3 separate regions of the Mus musculus genome follow, and regions 1 and 3 are each linked to region 2. The links are chromatin loops, found by intact Hi-C in ENCODE. Cell type or tissue: heart. All regions are shown on one strand. Region 1 overlaps Tmie (transmembrane inner ear). Region 2 overlaps Tdgf1 (teratocarcinoma-derived growth factor 1). Region 3 overlaps Prss50 (protease, serine 50).

Region 1 (2,500 bases), 73 kb after region 2:
CATTTGGAGGCCATCTGCCTACCACTCATGCAAGGCCTTTCTTCTAGGAAGCATGGAAGTACAGGCAGGGCTGGGATCCGTGTCTCCTCTCCGTCCTGCTCTGCAGGGTGGGTACCTCTCTACCAGGCTGTGCCTCTGAAGGACACAGGACCTCCAAGTTTCAGAATTTCTACCTTTATGAGGCCTACCTTAAGATGCCTGGTTGCCCGTCACCCTCCACCAAGAGCCTGGTCAGGATCTTCCAGTTAGTCAGTCAGTCAGTCAGTCAGGCCAAAACACCAGGCCTGTGAGACGGGGAGCAGCCACTGCCAGGCTCCCAACTCTGATGCTGCAATCAGGAACCTAACCACATATACATTGCTCCAACCACACATATGCCCTCTGCCCATATATGTGTGCCCACAGGGCCACACATGCCATGTATCCACCCACTTCTCTGCCCTCTCGGGGGTTTCCCAATCCACCAAGAGATAATGCTGATTTAGTCATACATTATCGCCAGTTTTGCTGTCAGATTGGAGGGTCCCCAGAAGCAGCTGGCACTACCCTACTCCAATTACAGGAAGAAAAACTGAGGTTCAAGCCGGGCGCGGTGGTACACGCCTTTAATCCCAGCACTCGGGAAGCAGAGGCAGGCAGATTTCTGAGTTCGAGGCCAGCCTGGTCTTACAGAGTGAGTTCCAGGACAGCCAGGGCTACACAGAGAAACCCTGTCTCGGGAAAAACAAAACAAAACAAAACAAAACAAAACAAAAAACCTGAGGTTCAGAGTAAAGAAGAGAGGTTCCCACACTAGTCCCTCTTAGTGAACAGAAAAGAGCTTAGACGTCACATACCGGTCTATGTCTCAGTGAGTCTGGGTTGCCTGGCATAGGTCGCCCTCCCTATGGGTGGTGGTTGTTAGATGAGGAGGTACCTGGCTTCTGGAAGGTGCCTATCTATGTATATAGACTGCAGTGGGGCTGTGGGAACGGGAGAGAGGTTGAGAAACAGGTGGCTTTGCTTTCTCAGATAGCCACAAGGGACGCTTCCAGCCCATCCTTACTGATCATTTAGGAGATGACATATTATTGCACAAATGCCCGGTCTCACCCTTTTTCTTGTCCCTTAGCCAAACTTTCTGACAGAGACAGGATTATATCTATTTCTAGTCAGAACTAGCCTCTCTCATATTCTCCCATAAGGCACGGCCACATTCCCATAGACACCCAGGACAGAGTCACATAACCTTGAAACACTCAGGACTGGCTGAGAATGAAACTAAGTTGGTAGAGTGTTTGCCCAGCACACACAAAACCCCAGGTTCAATCCCCAGCGCAGCATCTATAAAAAACAAACACACCCAGGGAAAAGCCACAGCTCAAAACCACCCAGGTCAGTGATGTATTTATTCCCTTTGCTTTCTAGAAACGCAAGGCAGGTTGCTATCTTTTAATACCCTGTCCCCTTAGACCTGATGCTTCGTTGTGCCTCCTAAAAGCACACAGAGCTTGTCTCTTTTAGCCGCAGTTACATGGTATAGCCACCTGGTGGCGCTACATTACTATTTTTCTCGGCTTATCCTGGCAGGCCTAGGTGGCATGATGAGTGAATGAGGCAGGAGCCAGTGTGTGGACACCTGCATGAGGAGAGTCTTACCCATGTAGTCCAGGCGTAGGGCTCTATTGGGAGACGAGAGCAAAACCAGTCTACCAGGCAGCACACCTGGCTCATGAAACAGGCCTTGCCTTGTCTCTGGCCTTGGTCCTGAGACCCCATCCGCGCTGACTAGGACAGACTGTCCACACTTGCTTCTTTGAGCCTTGTTTCCCCAAGCATCAACCACCCTTCGAGTCCAAGTCCCTGGTGACACGGTCTGGGACTCTGATCAGTGCTCTTATTCTGAATCTTGGATTTTTTTTTGAGGTCTAGGGTGTTGGTTGTGAATGTCTGAAACCTTTTGGGGATTCTAAAATGTGTGGGCTGAGTCTTTGCTGACCCCATCCCAGCCTGCTAGCCTGGGCCTGGCTCACTCTGTTCTCTCTTGACCCACAGCCCAGCACCGCACCGCCAAAGCCCAAGCCGCCCCCACTGACCAAGGAGACTGTGGTGTTCTGGGACATGCGCCTGTGGCACGTGGTGGGCATCTTTTCGCTCTTCGTGTTGTCCATCAGTGAGTAGCTGTGCCCTGCCCTCTCCACCCCACCACAGGAGGAACACAGCCCTTCTAGCATCCCTGGCCCCTACCGTATGCCTTGGGTTCAGAGCTGCAATTCTGGGCAGTTCAAATAGGCTAAGCACGCACAAGAGGCCCACCGTGGTCTCTGGCACCTCCTCAGTCACACAAAGTCCCTGTGGAGGGCTGACGGGCCAGCGGTGACCCAAAGATTTCTGCTGGGCCCAGGGAAGCAGCCACATGGCAATTATGTTAATTATAGGGGACTCCAACTGAATCCAGGACATGTCATCTTTCCTATGGCTGGCTTCCTGATGCTTTTCTTGCACTTTGGCCAATTCAGGG
Region 2 (2,500 bases):
CTCTCTCATTTGGCATATCTTTCTTTTTAATCTACTGTTTTCATTTTGTGAAATTAGCCTTTGGGTGTTTCGAGAATGGCTTTATGAACTAAAGCCATCTGCTAATATTGTGTTTCTTGTCTTTTCCTCCAACGTTTTTACGAGCCGTCGAAGATGGGGTACTTCTCATCCAGGTATGAGCTAACCTTGACTTTTTGGTTGCTGGAGATAGCCACTTCGGAAAATCACGTTCTATGACGCTCTGATTTTTGTCTTGCTTGAACCTTGTCAGTAACATTGCTGCTTTTCCTGAAGAACCTGGAACTTTATAGTTAGATACTGCTTTGCCATCGGCTTCTTAAAATGTCAATTTTTTATATTGCCTTTGTGTGTGTGTGTGTGTGTGTGTGTGTGTGTGCGCGCGCGCGCGCGGGCACTCGCTCGCATATACTCGAGTGGAGGTTAGACGATGACTCACTGGAGTCCGATCGATCATTTGGGTTCTGGGCATCCGACTCAGGTTGTAAAGCACCCTCTGGGCTCGTCCCATCAGTCATGTCGGTGACTGCCAGAGAAATAATGCTTTCCTTCTCTTGCATACATAATATTAATCTTACAGCCTAATCAAGACTGCCTCTACACGTTAATGGGAGAGATAAATTCAATACTTAGAAACATTAGGAATAACAAACCAATTGAACTTGGAACCATTTCAAGTGACAGGACAAGTTTTTTTTCCCCGTGGAGCCGGGCGTCGGACCAGCGCTTGCGTGTGGTTGGCAAGTCTTCTCCAACCCATACAGCCATTTAAGAATTTATATATGCAAAAAAAGAATTTATATATGCAAACAATGCACCGTGGAAAAATATGCCGCTTATGCAGAATAGAATGTTTTAGCTTTTTAATTTTATAACTTTAAAATTGTGTGTGTAAGGGTGGGGCCTAAGGAATATTCATGATGAAATATTGGATGCTGGGGACTTGTTTTAAACAGTTAATTCAAAACACAGCCCTTGTTCCGAAGAGTAAGAGTTTATTCCGAGCGTGGCCGTGGCTTGGGAACAAGGATTCATATTGCCCTAAATGAACATGGAAGAGCTTATATGAGCTCCTTGGTAGTCACAGAACAAAAGAAAGTATAAATGTGACTTGTAGACGTTAACTGTGTACGTGTAAATGATGCAAACATTAGCTGTATCAGTGAAGACATCGGGTAGGGCTCCAGCCTCAGTTTTTTCTGGAGCTGTGATCTGCTTACACTGCTTCATCCCCGAGGTCTTTATGTGACTGTCAAAAGGATACTAAGTCATAGAGAGAGAGAGAGAGAGAGAGAGAGAGGTTCATGATAAACAGCCGCCACTGGGTCGTTAAACATAGCCCCAGGACACTTAGGGCTGCTAGTGCGCAGCCTTCCAACTCTACAATCACACAGTCACTCTACATGTGGTTATTTTTAAAGATTTATTTATTATGTATACAGCGTTCTGCCTGCATTTGTGCATGCGGCCCAGAAGAGGGCACCAGATCTCATTTTAGATGGATATGAGCCACCAGGAAGAATTGAACTCTGGGCCTCTGGAATAGCAGAGGGTGCTCTAACCTCTGAGCCATCTCTCCAGCAGCTCCAACATGTGGCTTTTTAAGAGAGGGAACTTCTGTCCGGTTTTGTTACTGGAGACAGCGCGGTGGCGCTGTTCACGGTCTCCTTCGTGGCCTGTGCCCTTGCGCTGAACGCTTGGTTTTGCTAACTGATGTCCAATCTTCTTCTCCCAGTGTGGTTTTGCTTGTGGCCATTTCCAGTGCGTTTGAATTTGGACCCGTTGCTGGTGAGTTTTCTTTTGTTTGGGGTTCAGGCGTTTTGTTTTGTTTTTTCCCCCTGGGGAGGAAGGAGGCTTCCAGACAGGGTTTCTCTGTGTAGCCCTGGTTGCCTTGGAACTCACTTTGTAGACCAGGGTGTCCTTGGACTCAGATTCACTTAAAGGCGCAAGCCACCCCTGTATGGTTGGGTTTCAGGTTTTTGAAACTGGATGTCACCAAGTCCAGGCTGTCCCCCCACCCCTCCACATATGGGCATGTGTGCACTTTTTTTTTAAAGATTTACTTATTTTATTATATGTAAGTACATTGTAGCTGTCTTCAGACACTCCAGAAGAGGGCGTCAGATTTCGTTACAGATGGTGTGAGCCACCATATGGTTGCTGGGATTTGAACTCAGGACCTTCGGAAGAGCCGTCAGTGCTCTTAACCACTGAGCCATCTCACCAGCCTGCATGTGTGCACTTTAAGGACCTTGTACCCCAGCCTGCCTAGGAACTCACAACACAGTCAAGGTTGAGCTTGAACTCCTGATTCTTCTGCCTCCCAAGTTCACTACCAAATCTAGCTGAGGTTTTGATTTTTATTTTATTTTATTTTTTTGACCAACAACTTTTGTTGCCATTGTTGTTCATGTGATTTAACCCAGGCTCTGCACCTATTGGACATACTTCCAGATTACCCTCCATCCTACCCCCCCCCCCC
Region 3 (2,500 bases), 82 kb after region 2:
CTGGGGCCAGATGCCTGTGGGACAGGTCCCCAGTCAGGATTAGCCACTAACTGTGACCCACAGACACCGGCTCTGTCTCCTTTGCATAGCGGCCATATATCTGGACTATTTTCCCTCTGGCCAGCAGGTCCCAAGTAGGTGCTGGAACATAGTCCACACCTACTGGCCTCTTGGCTCTGCTAGTCCTCTTCCAATCGCCTGCCAGGATTCTCAGGGCCAAAACCCTGGGGCCTCTTTCTCACTAAGCTTCCCCAGACTGACCCCACAACCCTACCCGGATCCCCTATCTCACCCCCACATCACCACTATCTTCCATCCCACCCAAAAGGTGCCTGAACTCCTGGGAGTCAGGAAACTTCCGATTATTCCCAGATAGGCCACAGCATGGCTGTTTGGGGGGAGGGGGGGAATCGGATCCCTAAGGATACAGAGAAGGGCATGTCTCTTGTGCATTGACTCCATAAAGGGAGTGGATAGTCCCAGAACCCATCAGAAAAACAATCCTGTGGCCGGGTATGAGAGCCTGGCTCCTACAATGGAATGACAAGGGATGCGGGGCAGGGCATTGGAGGGAAGGAGGATGTGAGTGGACCTTGTGAGACTCTCAGCTCTTAACCCCTGAGCCATTTCTCCAGCCCTAAACAGAACTTTCTTGAGAGTAGGGAGGTCTCAGAATGAGAGCTTGTCACCCGCACACAACCATAGGGTATCGGTAGGTAGAGAGTACAAGAGACTGGTTCTCGGGATTGCTAGATGCTTCCCAGAAAAGATGTTTTTTGTGTCTGAAAAGCTGAGAGTCTCACAAGGTCCACTCACTGACTACTCTTCCAAAGGTCCTGAGTTCAAATCCCAGCAACCACACTGTGGCTCACAACTGATGCCCTCTTTGGGGTGTGTCTGAAATACAGTGTACTTAGATATAATAATAAAATTTTAAAAAATCTTTAAAGAAAAAAGAAAGTTCTGTTTACGTCAGCAGTCGTGACTCTGAGAGGCCTGACTGTTTTATGTTCACTGACAAGACACCCCAAGAGGCAGGAGACTTGAGAGATGAGACGCCAAAAAGAAAGTTCTTGGATAGGTCAGCTCCTTAAAAAAAGGCACCCCAGAAATGTTCGTCCATGGGGCACCCCAGCCACACCCAAGTCCTCTCTCCCACCCATGCACCCTAGGATGGGGGTTGGGGACTCTGACTCACCGTTAGCCCTGGGATATCCCCAGCCTGTCACAGTGCAGAGAGAACTGTCCTCCACCACGTAATCCAGGCCAGGCAGGCAGATGGGCCACACGTATTTACTGTACTTGAGCCCCCACTTGAGCTTGAGAAGGCCGATGTCATGGGCCCGGCCAACCCATGACCAGTACCGTCTGGGTTGGTAGCCATGGTTTATGATGACTCGATGGACCGGCACATCTGAGCTGGTTCCTGCCGTCTGATTAATCCACGGGCTCCCCGCCCTCACTATGTAGTTAACATGGTTCCTATGGGAATGGGGTGGGGGTGTATTCCATCAGCTCCAGGCTCCTGCCTCAGCAGCCCCCAATCCTGCCTTCCATACCACTGTGGCCCTTTAAGCAAATCCAGGCAGGCCACCTTCTGCTTCAAGCCCCCCATTCCTTATGATAGAGTCCTGCACACACGGTGCGGTACTCTTCATTGTGTGGAGGAGAAAAATGGAGATTCAGAGAAATGCCATGGCCCGCTCAGGGATGTACGTATAGGAAGTGGTCTTGGGATATGGTCTCTGTTTCCTCAAGTCAGAATCTGAGCTTTTCTCCTCCGTTTCACCTCGGTCGGTAACGGAGTCCCTATGTAATGGCCATGGCCTGAATCTCAAGCCACCTTCCATAGGAACATGCTTTCACTGGTCAGTCCTCATGGGAAATACAGATGCTGCTCTCAGGCACTCCCAGGCCCCAGAACATTGGCACACCCACCTCTTTTTCTCTACACAATGCATGCCTATCTTCTTGTCTCTAACTCACCTGAGAGGTTCTGAGTCGGGGGCCTCTCTCAGAAGAGAAGAGAGGGTTAATTGGAATGAAAGACCTAGGGCCTTCAGAGCCTCTGAGCCTCACCTACAGAGTGACTTCACAGGACTGAAGGGGGAGGCGAAAGGGCAAAGGGTGGGTACATGCCAAAACTGAACCCAAGGAAGGAACCTGTGAGATTCAACCCTCCCTCGCTCAGGGTGTGGGTGAGGCTGGCTCTGTGCGCTCCACACAGGACATAGTTGCTACTTGATGGGTCACCTGGTAGAGTGACCGTGACTCCGCCATTCCAAATGTCTTTCCACCCACCCACCTGGGCCCCAACTCACTGGCTCAAGCAATGGGCCACGGTCAGCACCCACTGGGAAGCGATAAGGATGCCAGCACAGATGTGTGAGCCATTAGCCTGCACGCTGACCATCCAGGGCCACCGCCGAGTCATGGCTTCTGGGTCCCTGAGAGTAGGGTCTGGCTCGTGGGAGGAGCCACAGACTAAAGAGGAAGAAGA

The links. A loop is a pair of places that touch in the nucleus more often than their neighbours do. Peaks named below come from ENCODE experiments on the same cell type or tissue, not always from the same donor. Only the 100,000 strongest peaks of a DNase experiment are listed, where the experiment ranks them.
Region 1: a loop joins it to region 2, with 2.1 times the contacts of the local background. A loop is called at or near these places in 4 of 42 quality-filtered maps.
Region 3: it touches region 2 in a loop (2.0-fold over the local background); 3 of 42 quality-filtered maps call a loop at or near these places.

Annotation. Positions count from the first base shown.
Region 1 is chr9:110,870,283-110,872,782 of GRCm38, reverse strand. Tmie (transmembrane inner ear) reads left to right here. Exons shown (of 6, transcript NM_146260.3): 4 at 2,035-2,152. Among named protein-coding and RNA genes, the nearest start is that of Tmie, 8.5 kb to the left of the region's middle. In heart, a CTCF peak has its summit at 1,521 (motif pointing right); a DNase peak (open chromatin) is centred at 1,586; H3K27me3 peaks cover 1,082 bases.
Region 2 is chr9:110,943,497-110,945,996 of GRCm38, reverse strand. Tdgf1 (teratocarcinoma-derived growth factor 1) reads left to right here. Exons shown (of 6, transcript NM_011562.2): 1 at 1-173; 2 at 1,754-1,806. The coding sequence starts at 154. Among named protein-coding and RNA genes, the nearest start is that of Tdgf1, 1.4 kb to the left of the region's middle. In heart, a CTCF peak has its summit at 1,491 (motif pointing right); no DNase peak of the experiment used is centred here; H3K4me3 peaks cover 400 bases; H3K27me3 peaks cover 828 bases.
Region 3 is chr9:110,861,244-110,863,743 of GRCm38, reverse strand. It overlaps Prss50 (protease, serine 50), which reads right to left. Exons shown (of 5, transcript NM_146227.4): 2 at 2,322-2,484; 3 at 1,199-1,482; 4 at 1-14. Among named protein-coding and RNA genes, the nearest start is that of Prss50, 4.5 kb to the right of the region's middle. In heart, no CTCF peak of the experiment used is centred here; no DNase peak of the experiment used is centred here; H3K27me3 peaks cover 894 bases.